Regions from separate parts of the Homo sapiens genome. Here all the other regions are linked to region 1. Evidence: read pairs that join two places in POLR2A ChIA-PET (ENCODE). Cell type or tissue: MCF 10A. All regions are shown on one strand. Region 1 has its middle 28 kb from the start of OVAAL. Region 2 overlaps XPR1 (xenotropic and polytropic retrovirus receptor 1). Region 3 overlaps XPR1 (xenotropic and polytropic retrovirus receptor 1). Region 4 has its middle 28 kb from the start of OVAAL.

Region 1 (4,000 bases):
TGAGATGTGAACTGGGTTGGTAACAGTTAAGCAGCGTATCTGATGGGAGGAAAACTGGAGTTAGGAGTTGGGAAAGTGGGTAGCATATATATCCTGAATACTTAGAAATGCAGTAGATGCACCAGGGCTTTGGGAGAGCCTTGTGGCTGAGAAGGGTGCTTGCCAATTGTAGTGAAGATATCAGGAGACCAGACAGATTCACAGTGGAGAACATCTACTCTTCCCTCCTAACTCTGTCAGGAAATGGGACTTGGGCAGACACCCGGAGAGGCATCATGAAGTGGCTGGCAGAATCACGCAAACTCAGGGCAATTTCTTAGATTCGACCCCCTGTTCTGTCTCTAGTTGCATGGGCTGGGAAGCCAGAGAGTGGTGTCTTCAGTAGCCCTGAGAGCAAAATCCCAGGTAATTCCTATCAGATTCCACAGTCTCCTATTTAACAAGACTAATACCCCTCTTTTTACTCAACAAACCTGGTTTGAGTAAGTTCATGAATTGGATATGCCTTCCCGGTTCTCCCTGTAAAGGAAGGAGTATGTATGGGTAGCTGTGAAGAGTGTGGGCTTTGGAGCCAGACTGCCAGAGTTCAAATGCCAGCCCCACCACTTAGTAGGTAGCCACATACTGTCTCAATTTCTTCATCTGTAAACTGGGAATAATAATAATTTCTAGCTCAGGGTTGTTGTGAGGATTAAATCCAATAATATATACATATGTACATATATACACACACACATACACACATACATACATACTTCTTAACACACTACCTGGCACAGAATAAGTACTCAATAAATTGTAACTATAGTAATAATAATAATTTTTATTCTTAATATTTGAAACATGATATTATCATTCTTGGTCAAGCTGAGGAAAATTGGAATGTCAAAGACATCCTCTATATAAATGTTTAAATCAAAAGTTCTTTCATAGAGTGTTTGACCTTCATATCTCCCTTTTAAAAAATGAAATTAGTTGCGTTTATTCCTAATCAGAAAGTGATACTTGAATGCAATATAAAATTTGGATATTTCAGAAAGCACAGACATACCCATTGTAATTGTTTGATATGTGACAACCCTTAAATATGGAGATATATGTATATATCTTAAACAAAACCACTTCGTACTTACAGTTTTATAAGCAGCTTTTTTCACTCAACAATATTGTGTGAATACTGTGAAATTTGTTCTTTGAAAAAACATGATGTTTAATTTCTGCATACATTTGACTGATGACTATGGAATCACTTAATGCTGTGTTGTTGAACATTTAGATTGTTTCCAGTTTTTAACCTATTAAACTTATAATGCATATTTCTTCAGTATAATATTTCAGTAGAGAAAGTTATGAACCTTTTATGACTTTTGGTTCATGTTGCCAGATTTCCCACTAGAGCAGTGGTACCAATATACATTCTTCTAGTAGTATTTGAGTATTGAGTATTGACTTTTTAAATGTCGATTTTTCTGAATACTATAAAAATGTTTAGCCTGGGCAACATAGAAAGACCTCGTCTGTACAAAATTTTTTTTTTAAATTAGCTGGGCATGGTGGTGCACCTGTAGTCCCAACTACTCAGGAGGCTGGGGTGGGAGGATTGCTTGAGCCCAAGAGGTCGAGGCTTCAGTGAGCCATGATCGCACCACTACACTTCAGCCTGAGTGATAAAGACGCTGTCTTTTTTTTTTTTTTTTTTAAAAAAAAAAAGGCCGGGCCTGTAATCCCAGCATTTAGGGAGGCTGAGGCGGGCAGCTGGCTTGAGCCCAGGAGTTCGAGACCAGCCTGGGCAGCATGGCAAAACCCTGTCTCTACAAAAAATACAAAAATTAGCCAGGCATGGTGGTGTTTGGGCCTGTAGTCCCAGCTACTCAGGAGGCTGAGGTGGGAGGATCCATTGAGCGCAGGAGGTCGAGGCTGTGATGAGCAGTAATCATTCCATTACACTCCAGCCTAGACAAAAAAGTGAGACCTTGTTTTTATTAAAAAAAAAAAAAAAAAAAAAGGAATTGGCTGGGCTTGGTGGCTCACGCCTGTAATCCCAGCACTTTGGGAAGCTGAGGAGGGTTGATTGCCTCAGGTCAGGAGTTTGTGACCAGCCTGGCCAACATGGTGAAACCCTTTCTCTACTAAAAACACAAAAATTAGCCAGGTGTGGTGACACAAGCCTGTAATCCCAGCTACTCGGGAGGCTGAGGCAGGGGAATTGCTTGAACCAGGAAGGTGGAGGTTGCAGTGAGCCAAGATCGTGCCACTGCACTCCAGCCTGGGCAACAGAGCGAGACTCCATCTCAAAAACACACACACACACACACACACAGAAAGAATCAAGACTTTAGGCTTCTGGTTGATATGAGATTCCAGCAGCTAAACGTGGGCAATGAGTAGAGAAAGTGGTGCTTTGATTAAACTCTGCCCTCCTGCTATTGCTACATGGCATTTCCTTACAGTACAGAGTCAAAAGGGAATTTCCGGGATTGCTTTGTCTCTTGGCTTGTTAGGAGTGCAGCAAATGCGGTCCCACAACTATGTGAAGAGGAGGCTTGCTGGTAGGGAGTGGTCAGGACTGGCGGTCAGGAAACCTGAGTTTCCTGCAAATGGACAAAGGCATTTGTTAAGTAATATTGAATAGTAGCTAAGAAATAATATTCCATTTAGTAAGATTGAGGTCACAGTTGCCAACGTATTAAGATCAACTATTGTTAATGATTTTGCCTTAATGAAAATGAGTTAGAAATCCAGCTCTTTGAGGATAAGCTCTAAGTAGGGACTGAGCGATTGGGATTTAGGGTGCTTCATGCTTTAGGCAGCAAAGCCAGTTATTGGGAGATTGTCATATCGACTTTGCCTTGAAGGGTTCTCTCTTTGCCTGAATATCAGATCATGGCCTTCTTAGAAAAGTGCTCCGTGACATTTTATTGATTAGCCTTCAAAAAAGAGCATAGCAGTAGGGAGAGGTCGGGCCAGTCTCCCTCAGTCCTCTGGGCCGGCCGAAGCCCAGACACCTTCACAGGATGATGGAGACTTGGCAAAATGCTGTATTCACCTGGGAGGGTCCTTGTGTACCCGACTACAATTCTGAAGATACTCAGTATGGTTGCCTGAGACTTCTCCTGGTCAGCTCTTCCCAATATTCTTTTCTCCTCCCTCCCTGACACCCTCCCCTTAACACCTCCCCACTCTGCCACCCCCATATCACTTGCTGGAACACCTATTTCCTCATCTTATTTGAAAAAATGTATTATATTGTCAAATAAATCAAACTGTTCAGGAGGTGTAGCAGAAAAAGCCCTTTGTCCCCATACAGAAGGCACTTATAAAAATCTCACCCATTATCTTCCAGGTAATTTTTCCTTTAAATACTTTTCTTTCATGGAGAACATTCCAAGTGACAGTAAAAACAGAAATAGTTCATTTGGAAGACACAATATAACAGTATTTTCTTAGGGTATTAAATAATGATCCTCTAATTGCTGAACTTAAATCACACAAAAATGCTAGACATAAAAGTCACCTTTTAAAAGGAAGCTTTGCACATACCTCATTTTCCCCCAAATAGCCACCTCTATGATTCCTTTGTGTTGTAGAAAAACCTGTCATTTACAAAGTGCTTTTGTATACATTTTCTCACTTGGTCATTATGTGTTAAGGCAGGCTAGAGCACAAATCTTAGCTCACTGTAGCTTCAAATTTGTGGGCTCAAGTGATCCTCCCACCTCAGCCTCCCGAGTAGCTGAGACTACAGGTACACACCACCACGTCCAGTTAATTTTTTATTTTTTAAAATTTTTTGTAGAGATGAGGTCTCTCTGTGTTGCCCAGGCTGGTCTCAAACGATCCGCCTGCCTCGACCTCCCATAGTGCTGGGATTACAGGCGTGAGCCCCTATGCCCAGCCGCTCATTTTCTAAATGAAGATGCTCAGAGAGGTTGGGTGAGTTGGCCAAGGACACCCAGCTCCCTGCAGCTCGGGTTTGCTTGCTCCTGGTTCTGTGCATGTT
Region 2 (4,000 bases), 330 kb before region 1:
CTATCTACTCTCTGATTATTAATTTTCTTTTCAAATTAGATTTATAAAAATATGTCTAATATCTTGGTCATATATTCTAATTTCTCACATTGGGGGTATTGCTATAGTTTAGGTAAAAAAGATCACTGTCAACAACTCTCCCCTTTTCCCCTTTATTTGTTCATCTGAAGTTACTCTACATATCATTCTTTGAATTCACCATTCCTCACACCTGAAAATGGCCTTCCCTACTTACCAATTGAATATTACACATCCATACACTTTTCCAAATACAATTTTAAGGTTCTAGTGACATGCTGATAGAGTAGAAAATGTTAGTGACCTAATCTACACTTCCCTCTCCATCACAGAATTTTAGACTGGGAAAAGATCAAGAGATAATCTAGTTTAACATACTTACCTCATAAACAAGAATCCACTATAGTCTGGTTGCAGACAATTATATAGCTAGTTAGTGAAAGAGCTGGGATTAGAATTTACATTCACATTCAGGATTACCAGTTCATTGTTTAATTTCTTTCAAGGTCTAATCATGGTATTTATCCTTTACTAAAATATCTGAGTACAGATATTTTTGATTTTTTGACTTTTTAATTCAGCCCCTCTTGTCTTTTTATTAATACATAGAAAAAATCCTAAAATAATTCCTAAAGAATTATTCCTAAAGAATTATCTATGTTTTCTGATTGAAATGGCACTTGATTTTAACAAATATTAGATGAAATAAATGAAAGGAGAAGTCTTCTTGATGCAATCAAGCAGAGTCAGCCACTCCTTCTCCTTTGTCTTTTCATGACACTTTTCATTTAGTCAAGTATTTATTCATTCATCCCAGAAACATTAAGTCTACTATAGACCAGTAATTATGCTTGGAAGTGAAGAATATGGACACCTAAGCACATTATTATAATACAGTGTGATAACTGCTATAATGGTAGTTTATATAGGGTAAAAAAAGATTAAGATGAATAGCTGACTATGCTAGGAAAAATAAAGAAAGGCTTCTTGGAGAAAGTAACACTTAAACTGACTTTTAAAGAGGAGGAACAGGTGTTTACAAAGCAGACGAGAGAGAGTGTTTCAGACTGAGGGCATTCCATGTTCAAAAACAAATCATAAACTACAGTAAGTTATTTATTCTTCCATTCCAGTCTTTATCGCATTGTATTGCAATTTGTTTACTTATCTGAACATAGTTTATGGCTTTCCTTGAGAATGAGAATTTTACTTTGTTTTGATTTCCTATAGTACCTAGCATATAGTAAACATCTAATATATTTTTGCTGACCGAATGAATTAGTATTTTTGTTAATTATTTTTCTAATTATATTAGAGTAATATAATTAGAGGTTGGGTCTGTACTGCAACAGGATTAGCTAGTGGTATACCTAAGTTTGTTCTTTTAAACAAACACACTCTTTATACATACTTTTTGGGGGTATACAATCTCTTCCCGGAGGAAAGTGTTCTCTCCAGCATTCTTATCGAAGAGACCCCAGTCCATCTTGAGATCCCAGATGAGGGTATAGCAGGAACTGATGATATAAAAGACAATCCACAGGTAAAAGAACACCATAGTGTCCGAGTGACCTCGTTCTGAAGAAAGAAGAGGGAAAGAGAAAAGAGAAAATTACTACATTTAAGTAAAATTTTTCATTAATAACACTAATTAAAACAGATTCTTAAAATAGCTCCATAAGAAAGCAAAGCTTTAAACAGATCGTAGGAAGATCACTGTCTAACAAAGGTTAAATAATAAATATGATTTCCCTGAGGTCCAAAGCAATCATCAAACATTTATTGAATACATAACACTTACACAAATGTATAAAAGTTTTGGAGGCTCTATGCTGAATACATAAAAATCTGTATAATTGCAATGAAGGCGTCGAATGTTACAAAAGATGCAATTTTAACTTTTGCCATCAGGTGGCAGCCTAGTGCAAAATATGAAAAAGATTCCTGAAACACTACTAACAAGGAATGTGCATTTGCTTCAAGAAATTCTTGGATTGTTTTTACTTTAGAACATTTCCTTCATACACTTAGATGTTGTCCATACTTATCATGATGGCAACCAGATAATCCTAAGTCTAGATAAAATGCCCGAAAACAACAGAGTGATAAGGATTTTACCCTTAAGGATATGTATGAAAGCAAATTTCTCTCAAGTCACAAAGCAAAGTATGATATTTTAGCTTTTCTTAGAGGGTGTTTATTGATACAAAGGCCTAATTTGCTGGGAACACTATAAAGTAACCTTTGGCTTTATGCTGAAAATACTTATTATAAGGCACACTAAATGAGAATAATGATTCACAAATATAGTTATACAATTTAATCATTTCTGCTTCATATACTATCTAATGAAATTCTTCTTTGGTAAGCTCTAGAGTCCATTGTGAAATGTCTCTAGGTGTGCTATAGGTATATAACTACTAATATGGTTCTGCATCACCAGGAAAAAAAGGCGTACAAATCTAATTCAAAAAAGTTTAAATTTTGGTCAGTTTCTCAAAGATATAGAAAGTGAAGGATATATCATGCATCGTTCATAATTTTTTTCTGTTAAAATAAGCAAGTGTTCATTAACCACTTTTAGGTTATATTAATGTGTTAATAAGTACAGTATGATTTAAAGGCACCCCTTAGAAGTTTATAATCTAGAGAGTGAAACATTCATTCATTATAAATTGATAAATTTGAGCTCAAAATGAAGTATAAACAAAGGGCTATGAGAGCACCAAGGCAAATGGGAATGTTTCCAACAGTAGGAAGTAAGAGAAAGCAGCATTTGAGTTAGTTCTAGAAGGATAAATAAATAGTATTGCAAAAGTCAGGCAGATAAGGTGAGGTCATTCGAGGCTGAAGGAAGATACTGAGAAGGCAGATAATGAGAAGGTGGGGGGAAGTACAGGTGTGTTTGAGAAGCTACAAGTTACCTACATCTAGTGTAGGTGACATATAGAAGATGTGAGAGAAATGGTATGATTTAAAATGAGGCTGAAAAAGACTCATCTGGGTCTGACTGTGGAACGCCTTCGTGGGCTTTAGGATCAGATCTGTATTTTAGAAAAACAACTGGTTGGCAAATTACTTGCAATCAATTAGTTAAAAAAAAAATAGTTGCCTTGGAGCTTCAGTGTTGTGTGAACATCAGTTCTCATCAGCTTATGAGAGGCCAATTGTTAAATTTTCAGAAACTCTGGAAGCTGGTTGTCAAACTCAGTCATTATTAAAAATTAACTTACATAACTTTATAAATAGCTATATTAAAACAAAGGTAACACATACTCAAAATTCATTACTTTTTAATTTTATTAATTTTTGCTTTTATTCTCGAGGTTGGATGTATTTATTGTACTTGCATGATGGAAATACTGTATAATGCTGTGCTACTGTACATCTTTTCCTCACTCCACATTCAGTGTTATCATCTTAGTAGCTTGAAATTGGCTATAGTGGAAGTATTTACACCGTGGAAATCAGCAAACACTAGGAATCAATGCTCCTTATCCCCACTCCCACCCAAGAGCTGGTTTCTTGAACATATACTAGCACATCACTGTTTAGCTGCTTCTCTTAGAAAGGCAGTGGTAGGGAAAGAAATTGGTATTTCTTTAAATGGTCCACATGTGATTCTCATGAATAGCCCAGCTCTGATATAATCACATTTTCACATTTAAACTATTTCCACAAAAATTTTTCTTCATTAAAAACAAATTGAGCTGAATATTTATACTACAACATTATGTCATAAATTATCAACTTAAAATGCCTAAAAAATTATTTACTTACTATCTAGGTATAGTTCGTGTGTTCTGACATGTATTTATTTCATTCTATGTGCAGATATAGGGTCTAGCTGAGAAGTGTCATTCAATAATTCACATCATGGCTACATTAAAAAAGATACTACAATTCATCTACTAAGGTTCACAAAGAATAAAGCAAATTTGGCAACTTAGTAAAATTCACTCCTCATATTTTCAAAACAAGA
Region 3 (4,000 bases), 110 kb before region 1:
TTGGGCAAAGTCTTCCAAACTTTTATTATGTCAAATCCCTATTTAAAAAAAGTTTTATTATGTATCTCCAATATATGCATATTTATTTATTAATTATACCCATCTGTATCTGTGTACAATGTAAAACAAAATTGTTTAAAATAGAAGTTTTAAAAAGATGACACAAGGATGAAATAATTTCTACCTTTCATTTATGAACAGTACAAAAATATTTTTGATCTAAGAAATTATCAATAACAATGCTTTGAGAGAACATAACTGAAAAGTTTCATTTTTTTAATCTTCATTAAAAAAACAAAAAAGTTTTTTAAATAAATAAAACCTTCATTTAACATTTTATGATACAGTGTTTCAAAGGTCCAGTTCAAAGTTCAGGATTCATTTGATTTTGAAACTTAATTAATGGCTATAAACTGAAAAAACAGACCTTACAAAGGCAGAATACTCATAATATATACACTTACAGTCAAGTTCATTGTGACTGACAGTAGATGTAAAACCTTACTTCAAAGAGTTAGCTTAGGCCAGGAGTGGTGGCTCATGCCTGTAATCCCAGCACTTTGGGAGGCTGAGGCAGGCGGATCACGTGAGAACAGTAGTTCGAGACCAGCCTGGCCAACATGGTGAAGCCCTGTCTCTACTAAAAATACAAAAATTAGCTGGATGTAGTTGCGCGCGCCTGTAATGCCAGCTACTTGGGAAGCTGAGGCACAAGAATGGCTTGAACCTGGGAGACGGAGGTTGTAGTGAGCTGAGATCAGGCCACTGCACTCCAGCCTGGGTGACAGAGCAAGACTCCGTCTCAGGAAAAAGAAAAAAGAATTAGCTTAATAATTTTTAAATTTTTGGCGAACTTCTTGTCAAGTCTACTAAAGTGTTATTGTTTTTATCTGTAATTTGGCTGCCAAAAAGCTAGTACTAGAAGGAGAAACCTCAGCTCTGTTGTCATTTTCTTGTTGTTCACTTGTGCTTGCATTATTGGTATTACTGTTATGGAATCTTTACAGGAGTCTTTTTAAGACATGTCTATTTCCTAGCGGTTGATTTGGCTAAAACTAGATAATAATTTATAGATTCATTTAATTATGCACCCATAACTGGATTAATGATTATCTGCCAAAGCGAACAAACAAGTGAAAAAGCCACTGGCAATCCTTCTGTTTTCTTCAGTATACCTGTGCATGACCTCCTTAGCAGGGGTACTGCATCAATCCATTTATTAAATACTAGTAAAATTGTATTTCTTCCTTTTCTTATGCATAAAAATAAGTAAAATTAACAGTTCTGTCTTCCCTTACTTTTCCTTTTTTTTTTTTTTTTTTTTTGAGATGAAGTCTTACTCTGTTGCCAGGCTGGAGTGCAGTGGCACAATCTCAGCTCACTGCAACCTCCGCCTCCCCGGTTCAATCGATTCTCCTGCCTCAGTCTCCCGCGTAGGTGGGACTACAGGCATGCACCACCACACTCAGCTAATTTTTGTATTTTTAGTAGAGATGGGGTTTCACCATGTTGGCCAGAATGGTCTCAATCTCTTGACCTCAAGTGATCCGCCTGCCTCGGCCTCCCAAAGTGCTGGGATTACAGGCGTGAGCCACCGTGTCCAGCCCCCTTACTTTTCTAATACTGTCTTCTCTTTACTCCATGGGAGTTTTGGGCACACTCCTTTGGGGCCTACAACTCAAATATACCTGAAATCCTTACCCAGCACAACTCAATCATTCTCTTAAATGCTTCCCAGATTAGGACTGAATTTGAAGCTAGGACTAAGTTTCCATGGTCACCCCAGGTCAAATAAGATTCTTAGGTTCTTATGATCTGGGCCTTCACCCAAAAGCTGATCCAAAACCAACCTTCAGGATAAACGGACAAGTATAATCTTTCCAGCATACTCACGCTGACACACTTAAAGATGATAAAGAATAGTTATAGCTTCCTGTCTTTACAACATTCATTCACTCACTTAAGAAACATTTGTAAATGCCAACCATCTCATTGACGCAATCATTTACAAGTGTTATCTTAAACACACTATACTATACTTTGATTTACAAAAGTGTCTGAAAGAAAAAGTGTGGTTTGTGCCCCATCGGGTGGCCAAACTGGATATTTCAAACAAGTTGCAGCAACTCAAGTTAAACCTACCTAATCAACATAATACCTTTGGGAAACTGAAGCCTGTAACACAAGTGTTCCCATGGGAGAGTTCTATAAATGAAAATCGTTAATAATGTTATGGTAATGTCTCCTTATACCTGAATATAATGGAAGTGTAGTTCATGCAGAACCTCTCCTTTCCAAAATCCTGCAATAAAAAATTAATTCATCGTCATCCCTTTTTAAGTTAAATAAGAGAGTTTCACTGGGTTAACATCTTATTCACAGATCAAAATATCAAAAATTTTTGAAAGGATATTATTAATTTTAAAGGATGCTATTAATACTCCTGTTAAGTTCTGTCCTCTTCATATACCAAACATAATAAAACCATTTAAAAACACAGAATTTTAGAGCTGGATGAGTCCTTAAATAATACGGGGGTTGTGAGCTTAGAAATCAAGTCCAATTCTCTAACATTAAAGAAACTCAGATGTTTCTTAGCTAAAAGAAGAAATGGTTTCATCAGGATCACACAGTGTGACCGGACTCTCAATGCTTACACATGCTCAAGAGACATATACACATATTCCTAAACAAGTGGCTTAACCCCTCTGGACCTTAGTTTCCTTGCCTGGAAAAACAAGGTAGATAATCTTTAAATTCCCTTTTAGCTCTAAAATCCTGTAATTTAGAAACCTTGTTATTTTATTACAAAACAAAGGATACACTGAAAAAAATCATTCCTGGGTCCTGAGAAACCAAAGAAACACAAGGCCCTAGGGAAAGTCAGCAGCCTAAGGCACCAAATATATTTGCTTCTTCTGCTAATATTCTGCAAAATATTAACATGGTCATATTAGTCTATTTGGTTGAAACCAGTCTCAGTTAATTTTGATTAATCAATTGCAGAGCTTTAAAATATATAGTCACTAATTCTAAATTTTAAAAAAGCTCTTACAAAGATTTACCGGTGTTCTATTTTACATGTCAAAATTTATACTCAAACAGATTACTGGAAACAGGAATAGTCTCGGCTTGTTTGTGTTTATTCTTTGCACAAACTACTTACAAATGGATTGAAGAGATTTTCTTTATATGGCTTCTCCATGTTGGTCTGTTATTTTATGCTTTATTATTCTGCCTATGAAGACTGAATCTATGAACACCACAACTTATTTTTAAATTAAAAAACATAATAATTTTCAGGATATTGATGGGTTATTATCATTAATAATTTTATCAGTTCAAGGAATAAAAGCCATTAAAAGTTAAATCAAAAACATGACCTATAATGGACCTTGAAAAGCTCTGGCCCTATATACTTACTTTATGGAAGAAGAGCGAGCCCGGGAAAGGCAAAAAAGATTGTCCCCAGGTCTCATGGCTAACACATACAAAAACTAGTATTTACTGTGCTACAATATATACATATTATATATAATTAAATATAATTACAGATGTAAAACAAAATTTTCAGATTCTAATTCTCTGCTTATTTCAAGTAATATTTAATATAGCAAAATGACACAAAAACCAAAGAAGCTGAACAGTTCACATTGATTCACGATACTAGAAAGCACCCTAGGCTAGAAACCAAGGGTAAAATACAAAAATTTCACCACCAGTGCTTGAAAAACAAATCCCAGCATCTGTTCTACTGATAGCATTTTAAGAGCATCATCTTCATATGAGAAACTACAATTTAATTCATTATGAAAAGGTCCTTTTCTCTAGAGAATTTTTATGGATGTCCTTTTTCCCCAAAGTTTTAAACTGCTAAAATTCCTGGACTCTAAAGACTCTTATTTACATCTCTCTATTACTTTTAAAGGAATAGCACCAACTCTTCAGAAACAACACACAAAACAAGATTCCAACCCTATAAAATATTGGTTGATTCCAA
Region 4 (4,000 bases), 56 kb before region 1:
CAGGGTGGTGGCTCATGCCTGTAATCCCAGCACTTTAAGAGGTCAAGGCAGGAGGATCACTGCCAGAAGTTCGAGACTAGCCTGGCCAAAACAGTGAGACCCCATCTCTTAAAAAACAGAAAGAATGGCTGAGCACGGTGGCTCATGCCTGTAATCCCAGCACTCTGGGAGGCCAAGGCAGGTGGATCATGAGGCAAGAGATCGAGACCATCCTGGCTAACATGGTGAAACCCTGTCTCTACTAAGATTACAAAAAATTAGCCGGGCCTGGTGGCGGGTGCCTGTAGTCCCAGCTACTTGGGAGGCTAAGGCAGATGAATCACTCAAACACGGGAGGCGGAGGTTGCAGTGAGCCAAGATGGCGCCACTGCACTCCAGCTTGGGGGACAGAGTGAGACTCTGTCAAAAAAAAAAAAAAAAAAACAGAAAAGAAAAGAAAGAGAGAGAATCAGAAAGGTTAGGAGATTTGTCTGAGGTTACAGAGTTAATTAGTGCCAAGTCTAAGACTTTGCTAACTTTGCTAACACCATAGCTTTCTCTATCTTGGTTAGTACATGTCAATATGATAAGGTCATTAATAACAGACTTCATAGTTGCTTGTGGTTGAGAGTTCAGAATAAAATCAACAATGACCATATCTCCTAAATGACTGTTTCAAAACCCTTTACAAGGCAGCCAGGCCCACGTGAAGTATCTAAGAAAGGATAAATTATATCAGTAAGTGTTAGAAATGTAAAATGTTTGTTCTTTGGTGCCACAAGGAAAAATCAGCATTTAGACAAAAAGTTGTCTTAGCAAGGCAATTTTTACTTTCTGCAGAAAGGGTGTCCCTTGCAGATGGGACAATGGCAAGGGCACACACAGAATAAACAGACACCAGAATATTTATTACTTACACGTGAGGTCCTTATTGCTGTGTCCTGTCTCCATTGGCTGGAGCCAGACCTCATGAAACCTGACTGGCTAATAATTTAAAACTTTTAAAAATAGGTAGAAAAGTAATAATATTCCTAAGTAAGGAAGGGACACAGGCTGTGAGCTGGGACATGCCTATGAGCGTGTCCAACACAAATATTTTGGTTAAGGTTCAAGGACATAGAATGTACTATGCCTGTGAGCATGTCTAACAGCTACATAGGATAGGGCTTAACAAAGAGTTATTAGCATAAAGCAAGGAGGCTTGAAGGAAGTTAGTCTTTAAAAGAAACTATTATTTCTAACACTTAAGATTTATTTTTAAACTTTGAAGAGGAAACTTTTTACTTTCTACAGTAAGTCACTTCATGTGTTGTTTTTCTTGAAGCCAGCTGAATTGTTGGTTCAAATCATTCTGAAGATGAAGTCAAAAGCATGCCCTGGATCTTTAATAATGAGTCACATTCCCTTTCTTTCCCTTGGCAGAAAAACTTGGCCATTGACATATTGAAAAGAGAGTTATACGTTCTTAGAGGGCTTCTTCTGTCTCCTGGGGTACATTTGCAGGACAAGTTAAGGAGAATTTTCATTATGGAAAATTTGACATTAATTCATTTACTCTAGTTATGCATTCTTGTTTTTATGTATTTAAAAAGAAAAAACATTTCCTCTGAATAAATGGAACAATAATATGGCTTGTTAAATGTAACTGACAGGATTCGAGCTCCTGTTCTATCAATTACTGAGCCTTAGTTTCCTCATCTATCAAAGTGGAACACTAACACTCACAGGGGTTATGAAAATTTTTTGTTGCTTGCTCTGCATCTATTCCCCAAATTTCCATCTGGAGATCCTTCTCCCCTAGTCTCTATCCTTCTGGTCTAGTTAAGGCTCCTCCACCTCCCTCCAGGAATGGAGGCCGGACACAGTGGCTCACGCCAGTAATCCCAGCACTTTGGGAAGCCAAGGCAGGAGGATTACTTGAGCCCAGGAGTTTGACACCAGTCTGGGCAACATGGTGAAACCCCACCTCTACAATAAATACAAAAATTAGTCGGGCATGGTGGAGTGCACCTGTAGTCCCAGCTACCCTGGGGGCTGAGGTGGGAGGATCCCTTGAGCCCAGGAGGTCAAGGCTGCAGTAAGCTGTGATTGCACCACTGCATTCCAGCCTGGGCAACAGAGAAAAAAAAAAAAGTCTAAAAAAAATAGTAAGAAGAAGAATGCAGACCATGACTCAGGACAGACTCTTCAAAGCCCCTGGCCATGAGGCCAATTCAGAGATGAGTATGTGATGCTGTCTAATTAGAGTACATCTGAGCACTCAGGAGGAAGCTGAGTGCCACTCCTGAGTGCTGCTTTCTACTTCCTGCTGAAATGGAGATGCTGGAAGACTGTCTGGCTGGAGCAGCTCCAGCCACCTGCCCCCACGGGGAACCTGAGAACAAAGCCAACACACAAAGGAAGGTGGATCCATGCCAGGAGATGGAGGGAGTCAAGGTTCTGATAATGTTGTTTGAGTCCAGTCATGTATGAAGGCAGCCCTGTTCCTGAGCTTCCCAGTTTTGTAAACCAATAAATGCTCTTTGCGTTTACACCTATTTGGTTTAGGTCTATCAAGAGGATCCTAAATGATATTCTACCTAAATTTAAGAATTAAAGAAAATAATGTAAAGTGCTCAGCAAAATACCTGGTATAGTAAGTGCTCAGTAAAGGTTAGCTTAATTGTGCCTATTATGGAGTTTAGTTCAGAAAAGAGAGGACTCCATAATTATTGTGAATATCAAGTGAACTCCTTCAGGCATGGCAAAGAGCCAGTCTTATTGGTAGGTTGAATCTCACGAGATACGAAATAAGCAATTTCAAGAAGTCTTTCCTATCCTTAACACCTCTCTGCCTCCTTGGCACTGAGAGCCCCAGATGTCAAAAATTGTCATCAATCCCTTTGTTTTCAGACATTTAAAGAGGAGTTTCTCTTTTAGCTATAGCACCTGCACGAATGAGTCCATGAGCTCCATTCCTGAGGGCGGATTTTGAGAGTGGCCTATAGAGATAGCAGAGTCCCCTGGCTGCCCTGAGAGATGAAGAGAGACACAGCCACAGAAGAGGTGACGGACGGAAACTCCTGCCATCTTCCTATGCAGTTTTGGCCTGGCTGTCCTTGCCAGGCACCCTCAAGAAGCTCCAGCCTCAGATTTTAAAAGCTGTGTAACTTTTTGAACTCAAAGAAAGATCTTTGGCTAAAATGGCCCCCCAAAACCTTTGTTAAACAAGCACAGTATGTAACCCAGTCCTCTTCTTCTGCCCGGGCATCCCCCAGATACTGCCCTTTGCAGTAGAAGCAGCCCAAGGTGTCGGGGCCCATGACAAGGGAATCAAAACTTTTCTCTTGTCAGGTGTGTGTGAGGAGGTACCTTGGTCATCTGTGATTCTTGCCTTGCCAAGCAGATGGCTGGAGACTAAGAATGGAGAAGCTGCCTAGAGGGAGTACAGAGTAAATATTTTAAAGTTCTGTCGGAACAAGGTCAGACATGCTCCTGGGTAAGGACCTGAGTCATATTTCAAAGAAATGAGGCAGAGCTTCCTGGAAGCCACAGTCGAAACAACTTCAGACATCCAGTTTAACCCGAGAGGTTTGAATTCCTTCCTTTCTCTTATCTTTCTTTCCTTTTTTCTTTTGTTCACTTTTAGCTCCAGTTTTCTTTCTTTCTTTTTTTTTGAAACAGAGTCTCACTCTGTCACCCAGGCTGGAGTGCAGTGGCGTGATCTCGGCTCACTGCAACCTCCACCTCCCAGGTTCAAATGATTCTCCTGCCTCAGCCTCCCGAGCAGCTGGGATTACAGGCGCCCACCACCACAGCTGGCTAAGTTTTGTATTTTTAATAGAGATGGAGTTTCACCATGTTGGCCAGGCTTGTCTCGAACTCCTGACCTCAGGTGATCCGCCTGCCTCAGCCTCCCAAAGTGTTGGGATTAGAGGCATGAGCCACCGTTCTCAGCCAGTTTTCTTCTTTTTAATCATACATACCACCCCGTGCCAAAGTCTCATTCTGTCGATGTGTGTAATTTCCAGCTCAAAGTCCC

The links. ChIA-PET counts read pairs that join two places held together with the same protein. Peaks named below come from ENCODE experiments on the same cell type or tissue, not always from the same donor. Only the 100,000 strongest peaks of a DNase experiment are listed, where the experiment ranks them.
Region 2: POLR2A ChIA-PET joins it to region 1 with 25 read pairs; 15 of 35 experiments call an interaction of 5 or more read pairs at or near these places.
Region 3: POLR2A ChIA-PET joins it to region 1 with 16 read pairs; 8 of 35 experiments call an interaction of 5 or more read pairs at or near these places.
Region 4: POLR2A ChIA-PET joins it to region 1 with 20 read pairs; 3 of 35 experiments call an interaction of 5 or more read pairs at or near these places.

Annotation. Positions count from the first base shown.
Region 1 is chr1:180,529,187-180,533,186 of GRCh38, reverse strand. No RefSeq gene overlaps it. Among named protein-coding and RNA genes, the nearest start is that of OVAAL, 28 kb to the left of the region's middle. In MCF 10A, no CTCF peak of the experiment used is centred here; a DNase peak (open chromatin) is centred at 2,486.
Region 2 is chr1:180,861,304-180,865,303 of GRCh38, reverse strand. XPR1 (xenotropic and polytropic retrovirus receptor 1) reads right to left here. Exons shown (of 15, transcript NM_004736.4): 12 at 1,430-1,596. The region is part of intron 1 of LOC124904464 (a long non-coding RNA gene); the gene reads left to right. Among named protein-coding and RNA genes, the nearest start is that of LINC02816, 43 kb to the left of the region's middle. In MCF 10A, a CTCF peak has its summit at 1,926 (motif pointing right); a DNase peak (open chromatin) is centred at 1,933.
Region 3 is chr1:180,634,376-180,638,375 of GRCh38, reverse strand. The region is part of intron 1 of XPR1 (xenotropic and polytropic retrovirus receptor 1); the gene reads right to left. Among named protein-coding and RNA genes, the nearest start is that of XPR1, 4.4 kb to the right of the region's middle. In MCF 10A, a CTCF peak has its summit at 2,064; a DNase peak (open chromatin) is centred at 2,065.
Region 4 is chr1:180,585,130-180,589,129 of GRCh38, reverse strand. No RefSeq gene overlaps it. Among named protein-coding and RNA genes, the nearest start is that of OVAAL, 28 kb to the right of the region's middle. RefSeq lists a silencer at 3,031-3,214. In MCF 10A, no CTCF peak of the experiment used is centred here; DNase peaks (open chromatin) are centred at 2,269 and 3,449.